Linked DNA regions of Homo sapiens: region 1 is linked to region 2. The links are chromatin loops, found by intact Hi-C in ENCODE. Cell type or tissue: CD4-positive, alpha-beta T cell. All regions are shown on one strand. Each heading gives the region's core, and the rest is flanking DNA. Links, peaks and the distances in the headings are about the cores only.

What was found. Peaks named below come from ENCODE experiments on the same cell type or tissue, not always from the same donor. Only the 100,000 strongest peaks of a DNase experiment are listed, where the experiment ranks them.
Region 1: it touches region 2 in a loop (13-fold over the local background); 11 of 110 quality-filtered maps call a loop at or near these places.

The regions. Positions count from the first base shown.
Region 1 is chr6:11,568,120-11,583,244 of GRCh38, forward strand. It overlaps TMEM170B (transmembrane protein 170B), which reads left to right. Exons shown (of 3, transcript NM_001100829.3): 3 at 7,312-15,125. The coding sequence ends at 7,442. Among named protein-coding and RNA genes, the nearest start is that of TMEM170B, 38 kb to the left of the region's middle. In CD4-positive, alpha-beta T cell, for the core only: CTCF peaks have their summits at 7,595 (motif pointing left) and 7,794; a DNase peak (open chromatin) is centred at 7,602.
Region 2 is chr6:11,162,921-11,178,045 of GRCh38, forward strand. No RefSeq gene overlaps it. Among named protein-coding and RNA genes, the nearest start is that of ERVFRD-1, 59 kb to the left of the region's middle. RefSeq lists an enhancer at 9,636-9,930. In CD4-positive, alpha-beta T cell, for the core only: CTCF peaks have their summits at 9,783 (motif pointing right) and 9,992; a DNase peak (open chromatin) is centred at 9,781; H3K4me3 peaks cover 452 bases.

The DNA.
Region 1 (15,125 bases), core at 6,120-8,619, 400 kb after region 2:
AAAGAAAGAAGAGGGGATAGGGAGAGAGAATAAAGAGGAAGGAAGAGGAATTAAGAGGCATTAACTGTAATCTAAACTTGAGGCCAGGTTCTGAACTAGAGTAATGGCCGTAGGTTGGGAAGGAAGGAGTTAATGTAAGAACCATACAAAGGACAAAAAATCTAAATTAGTTATTCATTGTGGTGGCATACAAACAGATATGAAAGGGGCTGCCAGTAGTTTTTGACATGGCCACTGTTGTAATTGTGCAACCATGAACAGAGGGGGAAGGAAGAAGGAGCAGCTTGTTTGGAAGTTTAAATGGTATGTGTATATATATATATGTATTTATTTGCATATATTATTGCAAAAGTTTAAAGAGAGCATGAGAAATGGAATTCTTCCATTTATCTCTGATGATATGTGTGTATATATAACCCATTTTCAATTCAGTCAAGAATAAAGTAAGCCAGTGATTTTAGAAACTGCAGTGTTATATTTTTAAATCCTTAAAAATGTAAGTCTGACACAATTTCAAGTAAAAATTTGTGTCCATATTAGCAATAAAACATTTAATTTTTTTCTGGCTAATTATCTGACCTGCAAACAGGTGAATTAGGAAAACTAGCCAATGTGAATAGTGATATTTATTTTCTTAATACAAGTTGTGAATACTAGTGCACTCATAGCTGTATCTTCAGTTCAGTTATTGATTGCTAAATACCTATATTCAGTAAGATGCTGACTGAATATAGTTACATATTCATTATATTTTGCTACTTCTTAGATTTTATTTTGAAACTAGAGTGATTTTTCATATAGTGTTTTTAGTTAATACCAGAATTGGGAGAAACTGGTTTCTATATAATGTCTAATTTTAGCTGTTTAATTTTAGCCAGTCTAAAAGTGTAAAGTAAGTTCTCATTGTTGGTTTAATTTGCATTTCTGTGATTATTAGTGAATTTGAGCATCTCTTCTTATGTTTATTATATATTTAGGTTTTCTTTTTTACAGATTGCTTCTTTAAATTCTGTGGTTTTCTTTTGGTATTCTTGTTTCCTTTTTATTAGGTTACAGATATTTTTATATATTAGAGATATTGACCTCTTGTTGGTTTTGGACTTTGCAAATAATTTATCTCAGTCTTTTATCAGTTACCTTCATCCATGATATCATTTACGGAGCAGAAATCCTTAGTTTCGACATGATCAACTGAAAGGGTTTTTGTCTTATGGTTTATACTTAAAGATTTTATTAAAGAAGTTATCCTCCATTCCATTGCCAAAAGATATTCTGATATATTTTCTTCTATTAATTTTACAGTTTTTCCTTTTGTATTAAGGTCTTTAATTCACCTGTAGCAGGAAGTGGCAAACATTTTTGTAAAGGGCCAAGTAATAAATATTTTAGATTTCGCAGGCTAGTGGTCTCTGTCACATTATTCAGTTCTGCCAAGGTAGTGCAAAAGCAGCCATAGACATATGTAAATGAATGCTCATGGCCTGTTTCAGTAAAACGTTATTTCTATTTACAACAGAGGCATCGGGCATTCAGGCCATAATTTATCCTCCATATAGAGTCTACCTTTGTTTTAGGTATTAGATAGGATTCTATGTGTTTTTTTCCCCCACTGCCATATAGTAAATCAGTTTTTATCATGCCAAACACTAAAAAATTCATCATTTCCTTGTTGATTTGTAGTGCCACCTTTATTGTATATTACATTCTCAAAGTACAGGGATCTGTCTCTGAACTCTATTCTGATTCATTGGTCTTTTTATCTATTCTTGTAGAAAGGTCACTTTTTTTTTTTAATCCCAGTGGTTTTGTGGTATATCTTAATATCTGTCAGGAATAGGTCCCTCTTGTTACTTTCCTTTCTCAAAGTTAACAGCTGTTGATGGGCCTTTATTCTTTCATATAAATTTTAGACTATGTCTACTGGATCGCTCAAAAAGTATGATAATGATTTTTATTAGGATTTAACTGAATATAGAGGATAATTTGGGAAGAATTGCCATATTATATCACCCAAGAACATGTAGTGTAGCTCTATTTATTGAGATCATCTTTTACGTCTTTTATTAGAGTTTAAAAATGCTTTTCTCAATAGGAAGTTTGTATACTTTTTATGAAGTTAATTCCCAAACTCCTGTTATGGCTATTGTGCATGGATATCTTTTGATTACATTGTTTAGTTTTATTGGTGTGGAGAAATACTATTAAGCTTTGTAAGTCAGGTATATGAAAGATTAACAAAAAACTGGTTCTTTGGAGAGATAAGATGAATAGACTGCTGGCAAACTAAGAAAAAAGGGTTAAGGCAGAAGAGTAAAATACAGAGCATAATAGAAGAAATACTAAATCTCAATAATAAAGATAGAGAATTATAAAAATAAAATAGTTTTATGAACAGCTATACCTAAATATAAAATGTCAAAATTTGACATAAGGGGAAATAGAACATATGAATAGGAAAATAATTATTTTTGCCAATTGCAATATTAAAAACCCTTCTTCCAAAAAACTCCAGGCCCAAAGGGGTTTACAGGAGAATTCTACCAAACTTTCAAGAACAACTAGTTCATATTTGATCCAAGTTACTGCAGAAAATAGAAAGAATAAAAGCTGTGCACAGCTTGTTTGCAGAGGTCAGTGTAATCTTGTTGCTAAACAAGATGAGGGCTACACCAGAACCTTAGGAATTGCTATTCTTGGAATGCAAAGATAATTCAGTATCAGAAATGAGTGCAGCTGTATTTCAAGAAAACATTATTGATGGACACTAAAATCAGAATTTCATATAATTTTCATGTATCATGAAATGTTAATCTCTGGATTTTAAAAAATCACTTTAAAAATGTGAAAACTATTCTTAGCCTGCATGCTGTACAAAATAGGTGGGTGGGCCAGATTTGTGGATTGTAGTTTGCCAACCTCGATCTAACTATGCAAACTGATAGAATCAACACATTATCAAAACTAATTCTTGCCTTAACCTTGTTCTATTTTTTTTTCTGTTTTTCCACCCATAGCTCTTTGTGCCTCTTCACCCTTAACCTTTATCATATGCTTGCTTTTTTTTTTTTTTCTTTTTCCATTTTAGAGATAGAGTCTGGCTCTGCTGCCCAGGCTGGAATGCAGTGACACACTCATACCTTACTGTACCCTTGAACTTCTGAGCTCCAGTGATCCTCCCAACTCAGCCTCCTGAGTCGCTAGGACCACAGGCTATCATTTGCTTTCTGTCAGGAAATACACAGGGCAGATCACATCACTTTTCATTGGAATGCTCATCTGCAGGCACTTGATGTTGTGTATCAGTGTTTTCTGTCTGCTGATGACTCTCCTGTTCCCCTTCGTTCTTGTAGTTTTGTATATTTTACTCACCTTCAGATCATCTTGGCAGTATTGCTTTCTCCACTTCATTTGGGATCTTTCCTTATTTCTAATTGATCATGTTTGCCACTGTTGACAGTGGCAGATCCGCATGCGTTATTTATTTCAAGAACCCTATCCCACTTCTCTGCATGCCTGCATATATTAGCCTCATAAATCACCAAGAAAATAAAGATCTTAATGTACTCTTTCAACTAGCTGTTGTTCAGCAAGACACCCTAAGGAGAGTGAAAACTAAAGAACAAACTGGGGTAAGATATTTGTTAAAATAATATATAACTTCATATAATTGTAAAAAGATTAATATCTAGACTATATATTTTTTAAAAACCCTGTGACTCAAGTTATAAAAAGACAACCCGGTAGAAAAGTGAATAAAGGACTTAAGCATTTCATAGAAGTAGAAACCCTAATGGCTAATAATATGTGAAGAGAAACTCAATCACATTAATTGCCAAGGATTTGTAAATTAATCAGATAGATAATATCTCTTACCCACTAGATTGGCAAAAAAAATTAAAAAACAAAAAAGGATGTCACCTGCCTCTGAGGATATGGAGTAACTGAAATACACATTGGTACAGCTAATTTAGAAAAATAATTTGGCACTATCTAGTCAAGTTGAAAAGGCCCATACCATAGGGCTGAGCAGTTCTGGTTTTACCCGTGGGTCATGGAGAAACTCTTGACTGCATGTGTGTGCTAGGGGTCGTAGACAAGAACATTCACAGGAGCAGTGTTTGGGATTGTAAAGGACTGAAAACAAAGACATGTTGTTGGCCATAGAATGGATAAATAAATTGTGGTATATTCATACTTGGAATTCTGTATGGCAGTGAAAATGAATAAGTTATAGCTGCATACAAGGAATATAGTTATTTCCTACTATATTCCATAATATATTTATGCCCTGCTATTTTAAATCAAGAGTTTATTTAACTTTTTCATTGTATACCAATATTTTTATTTGATAAATAGGATTGAAAGATATCCTGGCATTTAAAATGAAATATCTTTCATATCCTGACATTTAAGATGAAAGTTTCTTGGAATTTTAGGGGTGTTTTAGGCAAGTTAGGTATAGAAGTTAAGTTAGAGTTTAAAAATTTTATTACGTGAGTAATATATGATTATATTCATTATGTAAAACTCAAAACATTATAGATAGAGCAAAGCCCCTTTTGACCAACACTCTCAAACTAGTGCTCTTCTCAGAAGTAAGCCCTATTTTCAGTTTGGTATGTATCCGCCAGATATTTGTTGATGCATTACATTCATTCATACATATTTACATACATACCGCATACATACACACATACATATGTATGTATGTACTAGTAGAGAATATGTATTGTTTTATGTTTTATTTTCTTTGTTACCTAAATGATATATCTAAGTTATTTTTATTTCAGTTCATACAAATCTATATTTTCCTTTTGAAATTGTATGGGTTCATGGTATGGACTTCATATAGTTTATCTCCAACTGATGGTGGACATTTGTTTTGTTTTTGTTTGATTACAGAAATGCTGTATTGATTGTGTGTGTTTATGCATGTATATATGTGTGTTTATATTCTAAATATTAATCATCAGTTTGTTTTGCATATAGCAAATATTTTTCCAGTCTGTTCATTGATGTGAAACCTTTATGGGTTTTACCCTTTTTTTGTGGTCTTAAGATCTCTTTTCCTAGGATCATAAACATAATTCTCTTACATTTTAAAGTTTAGATGTGTACTTTTGTTTTTAACATTTAGTTATTTAATCCATCTGAAATTTATTTTGGGGAATGGTGTGAAGCAGGGACCTAAATTTATTTTTTTGAAATGGCTACCAGTCATTCCAACACCATTTATTGAATGGTGAATCACTGATTGGAATTATCTTTATCCTTTACTACTATGACGACTACTAGCCAAAATTTGTTGAGTACATACTAGGATCGTCCACTGTTTTAAGCACTTGACAAGTGTCATCTCTTAATCTTCGTGCCCACCTATTTTACAGTGGAGGAAGCAAGGCATGGGAGGCTGTGATTGTCCAGTGTAACACAGTTGCTAAGTAGTGGAGCTTGGATTTTAATCCAGGAGCCTGGCTCTACAACCCATGCTCCTCACCTTATGTAAGCATGCAACGTTTGAATTGACACAGTTGTTTGCCATTTCGCAGGCAGCCTGAGCTAGTAATTGCTTCGATTTTCCCCTTGCTGTGGATCATGATTGAAAACTTAGTATCAGAGGGATGGAGGCTAAAATGTGGTTTTTAAAATGGAAGATAGTCATATAAATCTAGGATGAATCCAAAGAGAAAGAGTATTACTCTAGTTTATTTTAACATAATTTCTGATAACAAAGGTGTAGGATACTTAATATTTTTAAAGAATGTCATCTAATCCTAAAATTTGGATATGTGACCAATTATACAAGTGATTTCATTGTTTGGTTAAGTAAATGTTGGTGCTACTAGGAGTTTTGAGATGCTTATTAGCTACTTTATCATTCTCTGAATTCTTCGTTCTCATTTTCACTTAGTATAAATATGAAGTGATAGAATGATTTTGGGATTTATAGCCAGACTAACCTGGATTGAAAAATCCCGGCTCTTGTACTTGCTGTATTTCCTGGGGCTAGTAACTGAACCTCTCTGAACCTCTGTTTTTTTCATCTTTAAATTAGGTGATAATACTGAGGGGGTGGTATGATATTTAAATATGATAATATTTGTAAAGTTCCTGCAAAATACATAGTATATGGTAAGTACACTATTTTAATTTCCTTTTATTTTAAAACATGTATATGAAAGTCCTTGGCTTAGGTTAGTAATTTGCTTTTCCTGTTTACATCTCTTACAGAGCAATACAATAACTTTTATTTGGAAGATTTTGAGTGAAGTACAAATAATTAATCTTTAGCTAATTTTTTTCTAAGTTGACAAGTAAAAATTATATTCTAATTTTCATGAGTAGGTTTCCGTCTTAATTGTAATTGTCAATTCAGTATTTTCAGATAACTTCTCGTCTTTGTCTTATGTTCTTTTATCTAACCATTTTAGGATATATAGACAGTTTTTCTAGAAAAAGAGTTTTCAGGCCATCTCCATCTGTGGGATGGCATATTATAATTTAAATGTTTCCTCCTTTATGGTTCCTAAATGTACTTTTAAAGTTAGCCGCTTAGATACCACATCATTATGGATGGTCTGTGAAGATCAGATGTTGAATCAGATGAGCACTGAGGTTCCTCATACACTGAGATTCTCCCGTTCTCAGAAGTGTACATTACCTAAGGAACCTCACTAGAATAGATGTCAGGTTCATTTTCCATTCTTATTAGACGTCAAGATACTAGTCTCCAAATAACTTAGAGTCGGATGGTTTATTTAAAAAGCAAGAACTATTTTGTATGGTAGATTGTGAGATGGATTAGTCAGGTATTATATTTTACATGATATTTAAGAATTCATATTATTCAGAAAAGATACCTTTAATATTAAAATATTTATTAATAATTTAGAAATTACATTAAATTATGTTATTTTTCTGCATTATCACTTGTAATTATCAGTATGTTATACTGTATGTTTACAAAAATGCTAAAGAGGTCTAGTTAATTGAATGCCCAGGTGAGAGGTTGCAATAATGAATTATTCATTGTTTATGAACATATTTGCTATCAAGTATGCAGCATATACCATAAATATATATCTTTTGGTTGAATAGAAAAGTCTGTTTTTCAAATAAGTGGCTAAGTGTATTATGGTAAGTTGTAACTTTCACCAATCACAGGGAAACTTTTTCATAGAAAGTGGATAAAATGAGAAAAAAATGATGACTTATGTTTTGATGAAATGAAAAGAGCTCTTAAGGTGCAGCATGCAGTGTGTTATAAAACGAGTGACTGTATCCCTTCATTTTTCTCCCGTTTCTCCTTAGGTGCAGCAGTAGCGGGCATTTACAGAGTAGCTGGGAAGAACATGGCCCCTTTGGAAGCGCTGGTATGGGGCGTTGGACAGACTGTACTGACATTAATCATCTCCTTTTCAAGGATCCTCGCTACACTTTGAGGTTTCTGTGGGAATGTCTTACTTCACATAAGGAAACAGATGTACAGATTCCCTGAAAACGGCATTGTTAACAAGTGGAAATGAAATTGTGCAAGAATGTGGACTGAGCAGGTCAAAGCATAAGGAAGACCTTGAGCTGTGTGGAAGGATTGCCCTCTGGTGTTCAAGTGATTGCACTACCGCACTGCACCTTATGTGCCTCTGTCTCAGGCAAGGTGCATTAAGACACTATGTAAAGTTACAAGAAAAAGCACCTTGTTTAGCTGCCTATCAGGTTAACATTGGTGTTGAAATCATCGTTCCTAACAGTGTTATGTTAAGTTACAGGGACGTTTTGAGGTATTGATATATGTGCCAAACTCTTTTCTTTTTGTTAACATTGATCATGTGACAATTTGCAAGTGTAGATGTAGCTGAGTGCTGTGAACATATTTGACATGAATTCAGGTAATGTACTAAGATTTTTGTTCGGTAACACTAAATCCCGTATGAGTGCTAAATACTGAATTGTTTAATATGAGAGAAATTATTTGGTTTTTAATGTTGCGCGTTTCTGGGATTTAGGGCTTCAATATGTTTAGGTATTATTGTTATTTAATTGATGTGGAAGATAAGTCTTCTTAACTGAAGACTAGCTCAACTGTTTTAAGAACTCAGAGTAGCTCTATAGGGTGCATACTTTTCACCAACTTAAGTAACACCCTTTTAATAGCTTCTCTCATGCATCCATATTCTGTTTATACAAATTCAGAAACTTGAAGGGTCATACACATTGATTGTAGTTTGTGCGTCATAAAAATGTAATTTGAAGATTTTCTTAAAAATTTTTGTAAGAAAAAAGTCTGAAATGCATGTTGCATTCTTTGACCCTTCTAAAGAAAGTTTTTGCCTTGTATCTCATGGACAAAACATCTTTATAACTAGTATCTCAGTGGGATTGTATTACGTGTTGCATATATCTTGATTTTTGACAAAACATAAACAGTCTTTCATTCTGGAGTATTAACTGTTTTTAGAGACTGGCCTAAATTAGGCTCTGGAAATAAAGACCTCATTTGTAGAAATAAGTAACAAGTAAGTTATATAGGAAGAGTAATGAACTATTTTACTTTGGACATGTGGCAACATCATAATTTTGCTAAGTAAAAATTGGGGAATATAGTAGATAATTTTAAAATTTGGCAATTAGTCTCAGCATATCAATGCAGTACTGAGCGTGTATTAGAGTAATTCAGTTGTTCAGTTCTTGATTTATGATATGAAGTTATGATTTAAGTTTAGTAGAAGAATCTGTGAGGGCATATAGCAAAAGTGGAAATGTCCTTTATATAAAACATTTTAAGAGGTTCTGGCAATACGTAATTGTAAGAGTATAGGAAGTAGGGTTGAACTGGTCTCCTAATGAGATTTTTTTTGGCACCAGATACAATTATAATGTGCTAACTCAAAGGAGACATTGCAGAGAATATGAAGTTAAGGATAATCCAAAAATAACCTGGTAGCCTTGCTGTTTAATCCAATTTGCTATAAAAGTAGGCCTTTGTTATATTACATTCAAATTTAAGAACTTTGTTACCCATACCACTTTTTCTCTATCCAGAAGCAGAGTATATCCACAACTTACCAATGAGAAGTTGGAGAGGCAGTACTTTTCTCAGTATGGAAGCCAATTTGGGAGATTTACTAACACTGGCTTGGAAATTTGTTTTAAAAAAATAATAAGCAACTATGCATGGATCTTTGAAGTAAATCTTAAAATTGATTATTTTTATTATGTACAGGCCTGAAATTGTTTTCATGTGTTCTTTATATTCCTGATGTTTTTACAAATTAAATTTAGGCATAACTTTTCCAAGTCAATCTGATTTTTTCTTTTCTGCCAGACTTGAATTGTGTTCTTCTTTTACTTTGGCTATTCTGTCAATAATTTAAAGCATTCGTATTCTTCCAGAGGAATTACCAATAGCATGTGGAAATTGTTTCAGATCTCCAGAATGAATACTTATTTTAACATATGTTTATTTTATGATTTAAGAAAGTTATGGTAAAGTAATATGGAGCATGATTCATAATCCAAAATTAACAAGAAAATAACTTGGATACATTAAATGTACTAATGTGTGGACCAAAGAGATTTAAACTATTGTTTTTACTCTAGAATGAAAGTATAATTGAACGGTTAATAATTAGTTTGTAGAGTGTCCTGCAGTTATTATCAAGTTGCTTTACATTATCAATTGTGTGTGTATGTGTATACTTTTAATTTTAGGGGTTATTTTTGGTTTCTTTGCTGTTTTCAGTTATTTCCATTGAGATTTTGTGCAACTGTCTCTCTTTTGATGTTTTGAGATGCAGTTGAATAGTTTGAGTTTGTGAATTGTCTTAATAGCTATTTATATGCTGAAATTTTTAAAAAGTTAGTAGCTTTCCTATAGACACAAGAAATGTTTAATGATATATATACACACACGTATATATCATTATATAGGTATATAGAGAGCTGCTATATATGAATACAGTCTACTTGGAAAGCTTTTTTTCAGTGAACACTTTCATGTTCTAGTGGAAAATTTGTTCAGTGTAATGATCTTTTAAATAGGTTTGAGGATGTTTGAAAATTTTGAATTTTGGGAAAATTTTCTTCACTTAATAGAGCTGGAGACCCTTGTTTGGGACATGACAAAAGTCCTTATTGATGTATTTGGGTTATATACTTTGTTAAAATTCGTATGTGATTTAGCAGTACATTTTCTTCGTGACAAATGCAAGAAGGGAGGGAGGATCCTCTATAGTGGACACTCCTTTATTTAAAAAATGTTTAATAAAATATTGTTTATAGTGAAATCAGCTCCCCAAAGAAGGAACTCCTACATGCCCAAACTAATTACAGTTGAACATACTGATTAAAAATGCCATAGATCACAGCTAGTCAGGAGGCCTCAAATAAACTGCAAATAATGCTTAAAACTTTAAAAGAAGGAGAACCAGCAGTCTTCCGAACCATGGGACAGTTCCAAGGTAATAGCCTACCTTGCCTAGGATAAGTGAAGTCCTAAATGATGGCTATCTTCAGGGCCTGGAGCAGAATTATTCTTTAGATCTTAATGTTTACCAAACAGTGTTACAGTTTGTTACCCAATATACTTTCTTAGTATTTGCAGCATACATTTCACTGCTCAAAAAAGTATAAGGGTTTTGTTTGTACTTTAAATGAGAGAAATAAAGAAATGAGTTGGCCTGTATATCTTGTATTTGTGATATGAGCAACGGGATAATTTGAAATCACAGAATGTTGTGGGAAAGGTCTTTAAAGAACCTCTAATGAAGAAAATGTGGCTGCCACATTGATGTACCTAGGCTGCCACTCATACAGCAAATAATTCTATTTTGTAAACACTTCGTGTGGATCCACTATGTAAAGTGCTCTACCAAGTATTTTCTCTAGTAAGAAGTACAAGAATTACCAAGATGGAATTCTTTACCTTGAGTACACCAAGAGCTAGCAAGATGATTTTTAAATCCTAAAAAGTTTGGGACAACATTTTGCTTCCTGATTTTAGTTGAGAGTTAGCCTGTTATCCCTCCAAATTCTCATTTTCCTGGTTCATCCACTAAATAGAATTTCCATAACTGAGATATCATGGCTGTGACATAGTGAAGAGAATACGAGACTCCAAGCCAGCAACACAGATTGAATTAAGACTCTGTCACTTGTCAACTTTTTGACCTTGAGCAAATCACTTAACTTCTCTGAGCCTCAGTTCATACTCCGTAAAATGTGACTAATACCTCATGTAGTTATTGTGAGGATTACGTGAGATTGTTTATGAATGGCAAAGCAGTATGTATTTCACAGTAAATGATCAACTGATAGTCTCTAGAATTTTTTTAAATTACATTTTGCAATTGCATTACCAATTGAATATGTTGTTTTGTAAAATTCATCAATTTTGTTTCATTTCTATATTTTCCTTACATATGCTTTAGGAAAGAAACTAAAAACGTTTTCTTATAATCTTGCTTCATCTCCTTTTCACTTTTTCTTTTTAAAATCAGCAGATCTTTAAGAACCTTTTGTGAATTGGTGGTGGTGGAAATGGCCAGTGCAAGCAGGATTAAATTAGGAGTTCTGTTGACCACTGGTTAAAATAGGAAAAGGGTAGAGAGGTAGTCAGCCTTGACTCCCTTATCTATTCCCACTTACTTCCCTTGGATTCATTCAGCCATGTTGATTTATTGACTTTCTGCTATTTGCTAATTATTCTTCTTGAAAAGTAAGAGCGATATATAACCCTTCAGTCTTCTATATGTCTGTTTCTTCTGCCGGCCCTGGGCCCTTGGCTCTACAGTGTAGTGCCAATTCTGTAGAAAAATAGAACGATATTCAGTGTCTACCAAGTTCTTTCTTCCACAGGCCAAGGGTGCTTAAGCCCTAGCTGTTATTTTGTTTCTTTTATTTATTTATTTTTTGAGACGGAGTTTCGCTCTTGTTGCCCAGGCTGCAGTGCAATGGCATGATCTCAGCTCACCGCAACCTCTGCCTCCCAGGTTCAAGCGATTCTCCTTCCTCAGCCTCCCGAGTAGCTGGGATTACAGGCGTGCACCACCATGCCTGGCCAGTTTTGTATTTTTAGTAGAGACAGATTTCTCTATGTTGGTCAGGCTGGTCTCAAACTCCCGACCTCAAGGGATCCACCCACCTTGGCCTCCCAAAGTGCTGGGATTACAGGTGTAAGCTGCCGTGCCCAGCCTATTTTTTTTTAACTTCAAATACTATTATTTTAAATTTATGTTCATTATGTAATTCAGGGAGTAACGATGCCTGGAGCAATTTCTGAAATATTCTCAAACCACTTCACTCTTGACACTACAGATTTTTCTCTCAGTCTCAATCAGAATCTCTGCAGTCATTATTTGTTTTTAAGATGTGAGGGACGAGGAAAATTACTGAAGAAATTCTAGCAGATTTCGATTGCAGAGAAATTTGGTAACACTTTTTGGGTAACTGGGTAAATTACTATTTCTTTTAATAATCGGGTGAAACTCTGAATTGTTAAAACGGACCAATAATCAAATGGTTTTATAATCTTTCTTAACTTCCCGTCCTTGTTATAACATCTTGGAAGAAGACTCTTCAGGATAAAAAGGATATTATTTGATTAAAAATTATAGCATTTGGAGAGGTAACACACAAAAACAAAAACATATTTGACAAAGCGCCCTACATCCTGTGTTTTGTTAGGACTAGAAACTATACTGGATGAGTATGTATACTGCATGTTTACACATGCTGTGTTTCTTTATATGTGAGGCTTCACTGACCACCGTGCATTTTGAAATTGTATTGCATTTTGTGTGTGTGTGTGGTGACAGGTTTGCTCTTCTCACTTAAGGAGCTCTGGTCTGTGTAGGCAGTACAGTGTTGTTAGGGAGGTTGCTGAATTATCTAAAAATGTATCCATGAATTTGGGGGAAATAATGCTTAATATCTGAAGTATTTTCAGTAAATGTGGAGATATATCAGATAATACTTTTAAATTAGTGGAAACACATTTCTGAGTGAACTGAGCTATGAACTATAATCATCTCTTCCCCTGAGTTTAGGGAAGTTGTTTTCACATTCTTTACATTTATTGCACATATACTGAACTTACATAATAACTCTTCCCTGATTTTGAGAACGAATTTAGCAATTTCCTAAAAATCTTCCTCCTCTTTCCATACAGATGTCGTATGTTATAGTTTAAACATATGTACAATTTGTTGATAGAATCCAAGGAGCTGGTTTAGGAAAGAATACTCTTAACCCCTACAGTTATGCAGCTCTAATCTTACTGAAAAGTAAATACTTTAGGCAAGTCAGGAGAGCATGAACCTCATACATACATTTTTACGATTATGTACTGCACCCACATGTATCTACTCTTGGTAGTAACATGACTCCACCCTTTTTGGGAATGTATTTAGGTGGATAACTGAAACGGAAAAGCAGTTTGACACAAATACACAGAAAGAGGAATTGCGGTGCATAATCAATCGTCTGAGTCCCATAACTGTAACACTTTTTCTCTTATAAATTGGTAGTTCCTAAAAATCACCACTTTAAAAATTTTATTCTGTCTTGCTGAATTAAGCAGAAATCACTTTTTTTAGAGCCTTGTTTAAAGGAACGTTAACTCGAGAGTACTACTGATGATGACGCTTCTCTTGTTTTTAAAGTATTTACACATCATTGTTAAGTATTTTTGGAATGGAACATTTTAAAGTTTTCTCCATAGAAAGCAACATAGTGGCACTTGTTGAGTAAATGATCATAAAAATGACTTGCTTTTAATAGCAGATGAGTTGATAGTTTAACTGTTGACACTTTCTTAATGTTTTTGATGTTGGATGCATTTACAATGGAAGAATTTTTTTGAAAGATTTGGCCCTCTCACCAATACACACATTCAGACTTGAGCTGCACGCATTTAGATGAACAAATAGGAAATTCACGGTATTTTTTGTTTTAGCCATCCAAAATTCATAGGATTCTACCAAAAATATTAGCCCCTGACTCTAGTTATTCTGAGATGAGGGAATCAACTTTATCTTGAAAGTTAACTAGCTAAAATGTCTTTATTTAAATAGCAAAAATATAGTTTACCTGACAAGTATTAAAAGTCTCACTTTCAAATTGTGTTAACTCTCAGACCACTGATGAATCTTTTGGTAAATCACAGGCAGATTTTAAAAGCTAAATGAAGCCTTAGTGCCTTGAAAGTTAAGATACTTGTGCAAAATGGATTTAGCAAGATTCAGGATTGGCACCAGTGAGTTGGCTAGATACACATCACCAGTGACTGGGAATTCAAAGTTTAGAAAGCCTAACGAATAGTAGCTACTAACTTCATATGGTTCAATGTAAATCAGTTACTTAGTCATTGACTGTGACAGATGACAGCTACTTTCACTATATTTTCATGATGTGGTATTTTTCTCTATTTTTTCTTTTTCCAAGTATGAAATGGAAAAAAATGTAGTTAAGAAAATTAAGTGTGAGACTTTAAAATTTAGTTTTGTTGTAAACTAGAGATTCTAGTGAACAGTGTTAGTTTTATACTGTAGTACAGGGCACACACTTTAACCTTTAGAAATATGTTTACCATCAGGGATTTATTTTTACTATAGAAATACTAAATGTACTGTGAAGCTTAAAGACAGGAGAATAAATGTTGGAGGGGTAATACACAAAAACAAAGGCATATTTGATGAAGTACCCTGTGTTATGTGAACACAATTTCCCCTTCTGTTAAGACTATAAACTATATGAGTATGTGTACTGCATGTTTACATAAAACAGTTTAATTTTGAAGGATTATTTTAAAAACTATGTTTATATATAATACCTAACAAGCTGTAAATATTGTATATTATTGATTTTTAATTTTATATAAGCAATTTTTTATTTCCCAATTCATGTACAAATCTCATTATGTATATAGCATAATTTCCTGGAGAACACAAATTTTGCAGTGAATTTTAAGTAATTTTAATTGCAGTAAGCATCAGTTTAGCCTAGAGATGTTGATCTTTATTTTAAATTATTTTTCACCATTCTCATTTTCTTCAAAGGGCAGCAATAAACATATGCAAGTTATTTTTAATTATAGAAAGTAGGTCTACAAAGATAAGATCTAGGTT
Region 2 (15,125 bases), core at 8,368-10,867:
AAGACATATACTGTATGACTTCAAAATTCATAAAGACAGAAGGTGGAATGATGGTTGCCAAGGGCTGGGGCAGGGGAGAGTGGGGAGCTTCTAACAGGTTCAGAGTTTCAGCTTTGCAAGGTGAAAGTGTTCTGGAGGTCTGTGGCATAACAACGTGAATACAGTTAACACTACTGAACTGAACACTTTAAAATTTTCACCACAATTAAAAATTTAAAAAATTTTGGCTGGGCATGGTGGCTCAAGCCTATAATCCCAGCACTTTGGGAGGCCAAGGCAGGTGGATCACTTGAGGTCAGGAGTTCAAGACTAGCCTAGCCAAGATGGTGAAACCCCGTCTCTACTACAAATACAAAAATTAGCCCGGCATAGTGGTAGGTGCCTGTAATCCCAGCTACTCAGGAGGCTGAGGCGAAGAATCGCTTGAACATGGGTGGCAGAGGTTGCAGTGAGCCGAGATCGCACCACTGCACTCCAGCCTGAGCAAACAAGAGCGAAACGTCATCTAAAAAAAAATTTTTTTTTAAAGAAAGACATGCTATAAGCAATAAAGAAGTTTAGCTTGACTTACAACTACTCAGGAGGCTGAGGCAAGAGGATCTTTTGAACCTGGGAGTCTGAGGCTGCAGTGAGCTATGATTGTGCCACTGCACTCCAGTCTGGTGACAGAGGGAGACCAATCTTTAAAATGAATGAATGGGCCGGGTGCGGTGGCTCATGCCTGTAATCCCAGCACTTTGGGAGGCTGCGGCAGGTGGATCAACTGAGGTTAGGAGTTTGGGACCAGCCTGGCCAACAGGGTGAAACCCTGTCTTTACTAAAAATACAAAAATTAGCTGGGCATGGTGGCATTCACCTGTAGTCCCAGCTACTCAGGAGGCTGAGGCAGGAGAATCACTTGAACCCGGGAGGCGGAGGTTGCAGTGAGCAGAGATTGCACCACTGCACTCTAGCCTGGGAGACAGAGCAAGAGTCCATCTCAGAAAAAGTAAATAAATAAATAAAATGAATGAATAAATAAAATTTAAAAAAAATTAAAAGTGTCCTATGAATGCCTCTGAGTGGATAGTCTGCTTCCCTCTCACCTTGTTTGCCTTCACTGTGGTCCTGAGGCTGGCTCAGCCTGATGTCTGCTCTCCTGTCATCTGTTGACCGACTTTACCCGTGACCTGGGAATTCACACCTGCCTCCTGCAGAGGACAGGATGTTTTCTGTGGCCACTGCAGCACTGACTCAAATAGGGAGAGCATCTGGGTTTGCTCTCCCCACTTGTAGTTGGTGAATGACATGGAGGACTGATTCCTCTTGTTCCCTGCAGAAATCTATCTTGTGCTATTTAGCAAAAGCCACCTGCCAATGTATTTACACACCACCACATTTTATTAAGGGCTGAGAAAGGCTCAATGATGCATTCAGCCTTTTATAAATATTTCTTAAGATGAGCAAATCGGTACAAGAGGAACATAGGAGGGAAACATCAGGCCAGAGCTGCGATGGGTCCCTCCAATGCACAGCGTAAGGTCTTGTGCAAGTAGGAGAAGTGAGCCTTGCCTTTGACCCTGAGTGTCCTAGGGATCATAGCAATGAGAAAATCACACATGGAAATTAAATCTACCATGCTCATAAGACTCATTCAATAAATGCTTGTTAGCAGATATCCTATTCCAGGCACTTTTTGTCTGTGAGAACACAGCAGTGGATAAGACAGGCAAGTTTTCTTCTCTCGTGAGATCACATTTTAGGTGGAAGAAGGAAGAGAGAAAAAGGCAAGCGATGAGCATTCTGAGAGACTCTGGAGACCACTGTGTGCTGCGAGGTGGCTGGGGGGTACTTTGGACTGGGAAGTGTAGGTGGCTGGGCTTTGCGTGACGATAAGGGGGCTCCTGAGTGGCCGGGAGGGGAGCCGCAGGGCAGCAGGGTAGCTGGTGCAAAGGTCTTGAGGGGAATGCCTTTGGCTTATCTGAGAGACCAAGAAGATGCCCCCGTGGCTGGAATGTGGGAGGCGAGGTTGAGCTGAGGTCAGATGTCAGCGAGGCAAAGGGCAAAGAGGAGGACTGGCTGGCATTGAGCAGGTGAGGCGTGGGATGTGGTTCGTGTTTGTAAAGGCTCTCCTGGCTGCTGTGTGGGACTTGCATTGTATCCGGCAAGTGGGGAAACAAGGAGTCCAGGTGAAAGGCCTTGGCTACTGTCGAGGACAGAGACGCCAGCAGTTTGGAGCAGGCTGGTGGACTAGGTAAGCTCCCTTAGGGAGAACAGAAGGGGCCACAGAAGCAAGCCTTGGGCCCTGCAGCAACCAACACAGCCATTCAGGAGAGCTTGGCTTTAATTTCTCAAGGGGATCCTTAGAAAGAGACACTGGTGTGTAGCTGAATACTTAAAAGCATCACTCCCTCCTCCCTTCTTCCTGCTGCACCTTCCTCGGCTTCTCCCATGCTCGTGGGGTGCAGACCTGACATATCTTTTGTGGCGTGGCAACCAAGGAGTCCTCAGCCGTCACCACGACTGATGCAAAACCCAAGGAGGGTCAAAACAGGAAATGACATCAAATTCATTAGAAGGAGGTAGGATGGGATCATTCTGTTGAAGAGGAGACACAGAGCACTAGTGACTAAATATAAACCTAGTGTGAAGGCCAGGATTTGTCACCGAGGCTGATCATATTCTAATTTGGTGGGCGGATAATCAATGAAACAGATGCACCTGCACAGTTGGAAATGAAGGATGAAAATGCACATGATAGGCCGGGAGCGGTAGCTCACGTCTGTAATCCCAGCACTTTGGGAGGCCGAGGCAGGTGGATCATTTGAGGTCAGGAGTTCGAGACCAGCCTGGCCAACATGGTGAAACCGCGTCTCTACTAAAAATACAAAAATTAGCCAGGTGTAGTGGAGCGCACCTGTCATCCCAGCTACTTGGGAGGCTGAGACAGGAGAATCGCTTGAGCCTGGTAGGTGGAGGTTGTGATGAGCCGAGACTGCACCACTGCACTCCAGCCTGGGCGATAGAGTGAGACTCCGTTTCAAAAAAAAAAAGAAAATGCACATGATTCACTACCTTACACCAGAACCCACAGACACAAAAACACTCTCAGTTAGCAAATTACAGTTGGAGCCCAGCCCATCCTGACTTGTACACATAATTCTCTCTATCCCATCATTTGTTCTCTCCCTTCACTGTACATCAAGTAACTGACATATGTGATCAGATCTATTGTATAACACTATTATTATTTTTTTAACTAAATGGCTAGTGATATAGACAATAAAAGAAAATGAGGTAGAGAAAAACCTTCTTATGAAAGAACCCCTTAGGCCGGGCATGGTGGCTCATGCCTGTAATCCTAGCACTTTGGGAGGCCGAGATGGGCAGATCACCTGAGATCAGGAGTTTGAGACCAGCCCGGCCAACATGGTGAAACCCCGTCTCTACTAAAAATCCAAAAATTAGCCAGGCATGATGGTGTGCTCTTGTAATCCCATCTTCTCAGGAGGCTGAGGCAGCAGAATCACTCGAACCCGGGAGGCAGAGGTTTCAGTGAGCCGAGATCGCACCACTGCACTCCAGCCTGGGTGACAGAGCAAGACTCTGTCTTGGAAAAAAAAAAAAAGAATGCATTAGTGGTGTGCTTGTTCCACTTTTATTTTTGTTTCCCATTTAGTTTTTTACTTTCATTGTTTGACAAACAATAGCAATGACAACAACAGACTCCTCTGCATACTTATTTGATTAGAGAATTCCAATATGTTTCAATTATCATTGTGAAATCAAGGAGACTCATGACTTTTTGTACACAGCTGTTACATGTACGGCAATCAGTTTTTAAGGTGGGATAAATTTCTCTAAAATAAATGATCCTAGATAGCTTTCCTTCAAGTCAAGTGTCTTGCTGTTTAAATCCATTTCTTGTTTAAAGTAATAATATAAAAAAGTTCATCACTTTATCAACAGAACAGTGAAACTATTTCTTATAACAGGAGCAGGGCTGTCATATCATGTCAGAGAGTAAGAGGAATTCTATGAGATTTAAGAGGCCAAGACAGTGTGGTCCAGGTGCAAACTCATGGGTGGATTGGCTTGATCAGGATAAAGCTTAGCATAGCTAGAGGGATGGATGAGTTGTAAATCTTTGCAGAAACCTCTGTGAACGTTCATCACACTTCTTCGATGCAGTCACCTTGACCTGCCATCCACCTGGATGCTTTAGGTAGTAATCTTCCTGGAATCTGGAGGTTTAACCATGTGGCTTCCCAAAGATGCCTGCAGCTACCTGACCCTGGGAGGTTTGAAGACAGTGCTCACTCAGGCCCTGCCGACAGGAAGGCTTTCCCGGCCAAATGGCCAGAGACTTTGGGAGCTTTCAAAAGAAACTCTTAGTTGCCCCAACTCTGCTCTCCTCCAGGAAAAAATTACTGTAGAAGCCAAAGATAGGCAGTTTTTGCCTTTCCTTTTCCACGTGTTTGGTATGTAATAAGTCATTCTCCTGTGAGGTTTAATTACTTTGCATCCTATAGCAAGGCTAGGCCATATAGGATATTATCATATTTCCCCCCTTGATTTCCTGAAAGCTCAGTATTATACCAAAGATGTGTTTGGAAGATTACCGAGTAGTTATTTTATCTGTGCTTATTTTAACTCAATATCTACTTAATATATCTCACGGCTTTTGCAAAAGTGAAATGCGTGAGTAGCTTAAGCTCGCCCACGTTTCCAACCCTGCTTGATCAACTGTACTTGATTCTGCTTGGTCACCCAACAATTAACACACACTTCATGCTCGATCTATGAAAACGTTGACTTAACATTATTTTAGTCAGTCAGCAGATCCCAAGAGGAAATTCTTAGATTTGGAAAATTTTTGTGTGCTTCTTTTGTTTTCAATTTCAGAATGGTGGCAATATATTTGTTAAACATTTATATGAAGCTGACTATGTGCCAGACCCTGTTCTCAATGCTTTGTAAAGTTTAATTTGTAATTTTCAGTCTTCTAACAAGTCTGTGATACAGCGACTATGATTATGCCCATTTTATTGGTGAGGAGATCAAGATCTGCAGAGAGTGAAGTAGCTCATTGAAGAGCCAGAGATGAGATTTAAACCCAGGTTCTATTACTGAGGCCAAACTCTTCTAGATGAGATTGAACTGCTGTTGTTGTTGTTTTGACTTTTCATTTGGAAATAATTCCAAATTTTCAGAAAAGCTTTGAGACTAACAATAGCACACACCCTTTACTGAGATCCACTTACTGTTAACACAGATAAAATTGCTTTTCTAAAACACGCATGCCTATATAGTCACCTTTACCCTAGAATACTTGAGTGCATCTTTGCTAAGAATAGGAATATTCTCTTACAGAACCACCGAGTATTTATCCACTTGAGTAAATTTAACATTGATTTAATTTATTCAATGGTAGTCTGTATTTCCATGATGACAGTTGACCCAATAATGCCCTTTCTTATTTCCTCTGGGATGGGATCCAGTCTAGGGCCCGACATTTGGATCTAGTTGTCATGTCTGTCTGGCCTCCTTTAATCAGAAACATTCCCACAGCCTTCCTTTATCTTTCATAACAATGACAGGCAGCAGAATAAGTTTCCCTGTGCCTTTTAAAGACAGAACAAATGTTCTTCATTGTGTTTGTCTGATGTTTCCTCACGATGAGGCGAGAAAATGAAATACTGCGTAAGTGATCCTGCATCCGTCTCAAAAAAGGTCTCATTTCTGGAGACACTGATGTCCTTCTCACCTCATTGGCGGTGTTGATTTTGATCATTCCTCCCCTCCAGGGCGTTGACTGATTTCCCCATGGTGTAAATTACTAGTTTTCCTTTGCATCTAATAAGCAGCCTGTGGGGAGCCTGAAATATGTTTCTTGCCAGGTGGAGGCACGGTCATAAGGAGCAGTGTGTGTGTGTGAGGATGGAGAGAAGCCCTTCCCTTCTAGGGGAACGTGAGGAGAGTGGAGGGTGCACTTCCTCCACCTGCAGCTGGAAAGTCTGTGCGCCTTTCAGTGATGAAGCTTACAGATGGATGTTGCAGGGCTTTGGGTAGGGCCTGGACCAGGCTCCAGGTAGAGTATTTCGGGCTTGGATGTTTTCAGGCACCAATAAGTCAAGCTTGCATTGATGATATTACAAAGTGGCAGAGGTGCCTCCTGAATGAAAAAGAAATGGAATCCTAACCCTGACTTCTGTCTTTGAGGGTCAAACATATAAAAACATGTCTGATGCCGGATTTCTGGGAAGGGCATTGGTTTCTGGAGGGGAGATTGATAATGGCAGAGATGGAAGTCTGGGCCAGTTTCACACCAGAGGCAGGGGGAAGTTGCAAGGAAAGATTGATTTAGGGTGTGAAATTGCCAACAGATGAAGTTGTTCCACCTGGCACCCTGGTGGTGGATGTATATGGAAGAAAACTTGCTATGAGCCGCAGTTCTGGAGCCCCTCCCTTTCTACTGTGGAACATATTGGCTCAGCACACGGAGGAGCAGAGCCCATGCTTCTTTATACATTCAGAGAGCATCAGAGCTCTCACATGTGGCTAATCACATGTAATCAAAGATAGTAGCTAAAGGCTGGGCGCAGTGACTCATGCCTGTAATCCCAGCACTTTGGGAGGCTGAGGTGGGCGGATCACTTGAGGTCAGAAGTTTGAGACCAGCCTGGCCAACATAGTGAAACCCTGTCTCTACCAAAAATATTTTTTTAAAAATTAGCTGGGTGTGGTGGTGTGCACCTGTAGTCCCAGCTACTTGGGAAGCTGAGGCAAGAGAATCGCTTGAACCCTGGAGGCAGAGGTTGCAGTGAGCCAAGATCGTGCCACTGTACTCCAGTCTGGGCGACAGAGTGAGACTCCATCTCAGGAAAAAAAAAAAAAAAAAAGATAGTAGCTAAAAAAGAGAGGATGAGGAATAATTTTGAGGAATAATTTAGGTAGAAAAGATGGTATGGAGAGAAAATGTAAAACCCAGATGGACCCATAAGTTACTAGTTACTGATATTGGGCATCAAATTTGTCTCTGACCTTTACAGTAAAGGAAAACATGATCAGTTAATTGCAAAAATCTTGTTTCCATGAGAAAAAGCATATCAATTACTCAGGACAAATGAAATATCCCCTGATGCTTAAATATGAATACGTTTGCCTATAATTTGCTCATTGATCATAAAACTTTTCTTTTGTTTCGCCTTCTGTCCATTTTCTCTATAATTGTTGTTTTGCTTGCTGGTGCAATGGTTGAAAGGCCTATAGATGCTGTAAGTGCTGAAGATCTGAGGATGAGGATCTGAGGATGAGGATGGGATGTACTGAAAGTGTTGGGTCATGTTGACAGAGAGCATGGGGTGATTAACGTCACAGTCATCCCAAACCATGGATTCTAAATCTAGGGACAGGTTTTGGCCTGGTTACAGCAACTTTGCAAAGGAGTATATTGCAGCTGAGATCACCCGGGGAACTATGAAACAAGCAATAAAACAAAAGATCTTCAAGGAACACTGAGAAGGGGACTTGTAGGGATCTGCTGTGCAGCGCAAATCCAACCTCAGGAGCTTACAGCAGAGAAATCACATAGACATTCAACGAGAACAACCAAAGTTACTAAAGTAATTGTGGAAAAAGGTTATATAAAGGGGAAACAATACAACAGTAACTCATGGGCACTACATCCTGCCTTTTGAAGGAATTTTATTTTTAGTTATTGTTAAGGATCCTGCAATGTTCTTTTTCCTTTAAAGGGCTCCTCCAAGCCAGGCGTGGTGGCTCACGCCTGTAATGCCAGCACTTTGGGAGGCCGAGGCAGGCGGATCACTTGAGGTCAGGAGTTCAAGACCAGCCTGGCCAACATGGTGAAACCCCGTCTCTACTAAAAATACAAAAATCAGGGGGACGTGGTGGCAGGAGCCTGTAATCCAAGCTACTCGGGAGGCTAAAGCAGTGAGGAGGCACAAGTTGCGGTGAGCCGAGATGGCGCTGAGAGGTGACAGCCTGCTGGCAGCCCTCACAGCCCTCGCTCACTCTCAGCACCTCCTCGGCCTTGGCGCCCACTTCGGCGGCACTCGAGGAGCCCTTCAGCCCACCGCTGCACTGTGGGAGCCCCTTCCTGGGCTAGCCGAGGCGGGAGCCGGCTCCCTTAGCTTGCAGGGAGGTGTGGAGGGAGAGGGGCGGGCGGGAACCGGGGCTGCGCGCGGTGCTTGCGGGCCAGCGTGAGTTCCGGGTGGGTGTGGGCTCGGTGGGCCCCGCACTCGGAGCGGCCTGCCAGCCCCGGGCAATGAGGGGCTCAGCACCCGGGCCAGCGGCTGCGGAGGGTGTGCTGGGTCCCCCAGCAGTGCTGGCCCACCGGCGCTGTTCTCGATTTCTCGCCGGGCCTTAGCTGCCTCCCTGCGGGGCAGGGCTCGGGACCTGCAGCCTGCCATGCCTGAGCCTCTCCCCCACGCCCGTGAGCTCCTGTGCGGCCGAGCCTCCCCGACGAGCGGCGCCCCTGCTCCACGGCGCCCAGTCCCATCGACCACCCAAGGGCTGAGGAGTGCGCGCACACCGCACGGGACTGGCAGGTAGCTCCACCTGCGGCCCCGTGCGGGATCCACTGGGTGACGCCAGCTGGGCTCCTGAGTCTGGGCGGGACTTGGAGAACCTTTATGTCTAGCTAAGGGATTGTAAATACACCAATCGGCACTCTGTATCTAGCTACTCTTGTGGGGACTTGGAGAACCTTTGTGTCCACACTCTGTATCTAGCTAATCTAGTGGGGAGGTGGAGAACCTTTGTGTCTAGCTCAGGGATTGTAAACGCACCAATCAGCGCCCTGTCAAAACAGACCACTCGGCTCTCTGTAAAATGGACCAATCAGCAGGATGTGGGTGTGGCCAGATAAGAGAATAAAAGCAGGCTGCCTGCACCAGCAGTGGTAACCCGCTCGGGTACTTTTCTGTACGGGTGTCTTTCCACGCTGTGGAAGCTTTGTTCTTTTGCTTTTTGCAGTGAAGTTTGCTACTGCTCAGTCTTTGGGTCCACACTGCCTTTATGAGCTATAACACTCACTGTGAAGGTCTGCAGCTTCACTCCTGAAACCAGCAAGACCACGAACCTACTGGGAGGAACGAGCAACTCCAGACGGGCAGCCTTAAGAGCTGTAACACTCACTGCGAAGGTCCACAGCTTCACTCATGCGCCAGTGAGACCACAAACCCCACCAGAGGGAAGAAGCTCTGAACACATCCGAACATCAGAAGGAACAAATTCCAGACACGCTGCCTTTAAGAACTGTAACACTCACCGCGAGGATCCGCGGCTTCATTTTTGAAGTCAGTGAGACCAAGAACCCACCAATTCCGGACACAGCTCCACTGCAGTCCAGTCTTGAGTGTCTGAGGCAGACTCCGTTTAAAAAAAAAAAAAAAGGATCCTCCAATGTGGGATGGGGGTGGAGGAGCTTGGAGGTGGATTCATTCCTTTGGGTTCAGTTAGCCAGTCAACAAACATGAATTGAACTCTTTGTGTTAGTTAGGTAGTGAGATGGGAAAGATGAACTCATGGTCCAAGATGCCCTGTGTCTGAAATATACAAGAGGCTAGGGAGATGTGCAGCAAGGAAGTAATCGTACTGCTACGTGGTTGTGGAGCGCTTAAGAATTATTTTGAATGCTTATTTTCACAACAGCGAATCAGGTCTGCACTAGCATTCCTATTTCCCAGGCACGTTAGAGATGAAATCGGTTGTAAAAACCAATTGTCCTCCACCTTTCATTTCCCATCAGACCACAAGGGGGCGCCGTGCGAGGCGAACACAGCCTTAGATCTGCAAAATGCTGGTCGCTGCGTGAGGGGCTTCAAAACATCCTAGGTGGTGCCCAAAGACCTTGTTGCCTGAGCTGAATAGGTGCTAGCTATTTGCACTGTCAGCGCTCTAAAGGATTTCTGGGGGCCCCCTTTCAACGGGAAGCCACCTGGTACGTGTAAACACCCACAAGTTCACTCCCCTTTGCAAGGGGCAGAGGACCTAGTAACTTTTCTCTAGAGCGCTCTCCTCTGCATACAGGTCCCTACATGTCCCCTTCTCAGTGCTCTTTGCAGATCTTTTGTTTTCTTGCTTGTTGATTTTTCTTTTGCAAACAGGATTGGGGGACCCATTATTTATCCAAAACCTTCTTTTGTCAAATCGTAGGTCCTTTCCAGTGTAGACTGGATGTCTAGACAGAGAGGTAGAAATAATTGCCCAAGGGCAAGGACAGCCTTCACTAAGTTGTCCATTTACATCTTTACATCATTCTAAAAATACACCCACACCAGCCCTTTGTCTTGATATTTTAACATTGGGCAAGGCTGAAATAAGTTACTTCTCTGACCACTGTTTAAAATGTCTCATTCACAACCATTGTTCTTGGAGACTTCAACTTCTTTAATAGGAATTTAAGTCACAAAGGGCCCAGATGGTTCTGAAAAAAAAACCCGTTAGGCTGCCTGGGTCATAAAGAAGGCTCATAAACTGCGCTTGGATGATGACTGGGTGAGGGGCTGTGTGGGGGATAGACAATGTCTGGTGTCTGGTGGTCTCCTGACTGCCAGGCAGGCCAGAGAAAATTAGGGGTATGTTTTCATTTAACATCATTCCCTGCTGACTCTTGTCTCTCTGGAAAATTGACAGTTAGGAGACAAAGTAAGGTGCCCTTTTTGTTAACTCAGTTTTCTTAATTATAGTTGTTGGGAGATGACTTAAATCATGCTGTGAGGTATGGTGGTGGTTCCTGCCCCTCAATGCCCCCTCCCAGGCTGCAGAGGAATTTGCTTTAGAGATTGGTAATAGTTGAGTCTGAGATGAAGGTCAGTCAGTGTGCTGAAGCTTTTCAGTTGCCCTTGTAGAGGTTTCTCCCCCTGCAGGCTGGCCTCTACTCATTAAAACCTTTTCTTTCTTTCTTTGTTTCTTTCCTTCCTTCTTTCTTTTCCTTTTTCTTTCTTTCTTTCTTTCTTTTCTTTCTCTCTTTTTTTCTTTCTTTTCTTCTTTCCTTCGTTCGTTCGTTCTTTTTTTTTTTTTTTTTTTTTCTGAGTCTCACTCTGTTGCCCAGGCTGGAGTGCAGTGGTGCGATCTTGGCTCACTGCAACCTTCGTCTCCCAGGTTCAAGCGATCCTCCTGCCTCAGCCTCCTGAGTAGCTGGGACTACAAGCTCCCGCCACCATGCCTGGCTAATTTTTGTATTTTTAGTAGAGACAGATTTCACTATGTTAGCCAGGCTGGTCTTGAACTCCTGACCTCATGATCCCCCCGCCTTGGCCTCCCAAAGTGCTGGGATTATAGGCGTGAGCCACCGTGCCTGGCCTAGAACTATTTCAAGGCTGTTTTTCTCTTTTCTTTTCCTTCTTTTTTCCCAACCATAAAATAAGCATGTGCCTACACATCCACGCCCTAGGAGGAAGTAAAGTGGGCTTAACTTAGCCTCCTCCAGATAAGAGTCTGGAGGTTCTTGCCCAATGTTGCTCCTCCCTCATGCGCTTTGCTCAGTGCCAGGGAGGGGGAGTGCAGTAAGTGTGGATTGCACCCCAGGCTGGTTCCATGGAGATGGAAATAGCGTTGGCACATCCTAGCTCATGAATGGATCCACATCCATCCAGATGCCCAGCCAAGAAGCCCTTCCCCGGGCTCCTCATCATCATGCACCAGGTGCTGTTCATCACTTTTCCTACGGACTTGCCCTCCCACGTCCCTGGAACCTATCTGCATCTCCCCATCTCCACTCCTCCATTCTAATCCAACGTATCTTCACTGCTTCTCCTAGAACTGATTCAATGCCCTCCTAACTGAACTGCCAGGATCCACATGGCCCCTCTTCACCACTCTCCACACTGCAGCCAGGGAGCTATTTTCAGAGCAAAAATATGATGGTGTCATATAGCTGTTTAAAATTCTTTAATTAGGCCAGGTGCAGTGGCTCACACTTATAAGCCCAACATTTTGGGAGGCTGAGGGTGGAGGATCTCTCAAAGCTAGGAGTTTGAGACAAGCCTGGGCAACACAGATATCTGTCTCTCCAAAAAAAAAAAAAAAAAAAAAAAAAATTAGCTGGGCATAGTGTCATACACCTGTAATCCTAGCTACTTGGGAGGCTGAGATGGGAGGATTGCTTGAGCCCAGGAGTTCAGGCTGCTGTGAACTAGGGTCTTGCCATTGCACTTCAGCCTGGGCAATAGAGCAAGACTTGTCTCTTAAAGAATAAAAATAGGGCCAGGCGTGCTGGCTCACGCCTGTAATCCCAGCACTTTGGGAGGCTGAGATGGCGGATCACAAGGTCAGGAGTTCAAGACCAGCCTGGCCAACATGGTGAAACCCCATCTCTACTAAAAACAGAAAAATTAGCCGGGCGTGGTGGTGTAGGCCTGTGGTCGCAGCTACTCGGGAGGCTGAGGCAGGAGAATCACTTGAGCCTGGGAGGTGGAGGTTGCAGTGAGCCAAGATCACACCACTGCACTCCAGCCTGGGTGACAGAGCTTTTGTCTCAAAATAAATAAATAAATAAATAAATAAATAAATAATCTTTCAATCATTTAATGTGGCCTTGAAGGCCTTGCATGGCCAGGTACCTGCCACTTCTTCAGCCTCATTTCTCACCATTCTCCCACTTCTCTGCTGTGCGCCAGGCACACTGGACTCTTCCTGGTCCTAGAACACAGCAGGATCCTGGGGTTCTCAGGGCCTTTGTCCTTACTCCTACTTCTGCTTGGAATGTCCTTTCCCAGCTTTGCTTAGATAAAGTCCATTCACTCATCAGATCTCACATCAAACATCTTTTCCAGAAGAAAGCCATCCCTGCTCCCCACACTACTTTAGGATGCGCCAATATTCCCTCTTATGGAGCTATGTATCTTGACTTCATAGTGTTTCATAGAGTTGCGCTTTTCTTTTCTTTTTTGACAAAACCAACATTTTTTTTTCACTCACCAGATTGGAAGTTTCATAAAGCAAGGGATGTATTAAATTTTTATTGCTTCCCTTGTACCCTCAGTGCCAGGTACATAATAGGTGTTCAATAAATATTTGCAGAACAAATGAATGATTGAAGTTGTATTGATAGTAGTGCAAACTTGGAGGAGAGGCTAATAAAGCCTGTCCAAAATATACCACCCACCAGGTGTGTATAACTTACTCTCTGCCTTTCCTGACTTGTATTTTGAATGTCAGAGATGAAGGTGAATAACAATGAGTAAATAGGATGAAAGAACAGAAAAATCAAAGATACTCAGGAATGACTGAGTGGCCCAGAGAGGCTGTTCAGGAGAATTCATGAAAGGATATAGTAGGAAATGAGAGTGAAAGAGCCATTTGGGGTTAGATCATGATGGGCCTTAAAAGCCACATCATATACTTTAAAGTGTTAGACTTTAGAGAAAGAATAATAGCACATAAGTGATGCTGTACTAGAAACAAGCTGTGGTCTCACTATATTTACTGTAAAGATGATATGTCATGATGCTGTATGATTTACTGTGTTATATAACCCGTTATGAAGACCCTGGTGAGAAATCTCTCTGAGGTCCCAGTATGGGAAACAGTGGGCTTGATTTCATTTTATGGATACTTATAAATCATATAACGGATTTCATTTTCCTTCCTTCCTTCCTTCTTTCTTTCTTTTTCTTTTTCTTTTTTGAGATGGAGCCTTGCTTAGTCGCCCAGGCTGGAGTGCAGTGGCGTGATCTTGGCTTACTACAACCTCCGCCTCCCAGGTTCAAGCAATTCTCCTGCCTCAGCCTCCCGAGAGTAGCTGGGATTACAGGCTCCCACCACCACGCCCAGCTAATTTTTGTATTTTTTAGTAGAGATGGGGTTTCACCATGTTGGCCAGTCTGGTCGTGAACTCCTGACCTCAGGTGATCTGCCCACCTTGGCCTCCCAAAGTGTTGGGATTACAGGCGTGAGCCACCGCACCCGGCCGGATCTCATTTTCTTTATCTCATGGGCTGTCCAGAAAACTCAAGGCCAAAGTTCACAGGCCTTTGCAACATGCATTTTGTGTATGAACTATGTTAACAGCTACGTCTTATTTTTTTTACCTTTATTTTCTTTTTATTCAGTTGTCTTCTTCTAAAACGAAAATATTGTATGCACCTTAGTCTTTGTGGGGAGAAAGAGACTAGTTATATGAATTAATAAATAATGTGAGTATTTTACTATTAGGAAAATTAATTGCAAAGAGGACCATATTCAAAATCACATACAAATGTCATAATATTTAAAATTGCACGCGAATATCTTTTGTCCATGCCTCTTACCTGATTTGGGGTAAAGCTACCAGCTAAACCCTGCTCAGGTCATGACTGTAATGCAATTACCCAGAGAATATCCTTTGTACACTTTTCTACCTGCAGCTCCCAGAGTGCTTGTGTGGTATAGGGAAAGGGCTACTTCCATTTTCCAGCCTTGAAACTTGGGCCAAGTTGTTTAATTCCCTTCTAGCTTCAGCCTCCTCCTCTGTAAAGTGAAAATAAGAACTATCTATAAGAGGTTTGCTATGAGGGCAAAGATAATGTGCTTGATGTAGTGTCTGCTAACTCAAACTAGACACCAATAAATGGTGGCGATTGATGTCATTTATACACTAGCACATCTATTGATCTTATGCCTTAACATAGCCAGGGTTTAACCACTTAAATCATATTTTTTCAAAGTATGTATTTGTCCTTATCATTCTTGCCACCTTCAAAAGCCTTTCCATGCATCAAGCACCTCTTCTTAGATTAAATTTCTAGATGGGCCAGACAATGTGTCTCTGACTCTATTTATCTTCCCATTTGTATGTATTTTATTTTTCTTTCACTTTTTTGGTTCTCTTCTGAGAGATATTTTTATTTTAAAATTCTTCATATAAAATTGGGCTTTCCAAAGCATTTCTACAAAAAAATCCTGGTCCCAAGGAGTTGATGATTTGGGAAAGCTCATCCAAATTAATTATTGGTTTGTTTCCTCCATGTTTATTCTAAGACAAATATTCAGATAATCAGAAATGAATGGGGGAAATAATAAAGTATCTTCACATACTTATTTAGAAGCTTTGTACAGATTCAGGGTGAGTATGGGTGCTAAAGATCAGAACAGGTGCTGCCCCGTAGCCTATTGGTTCTAAAAGACTGTTAAAGACA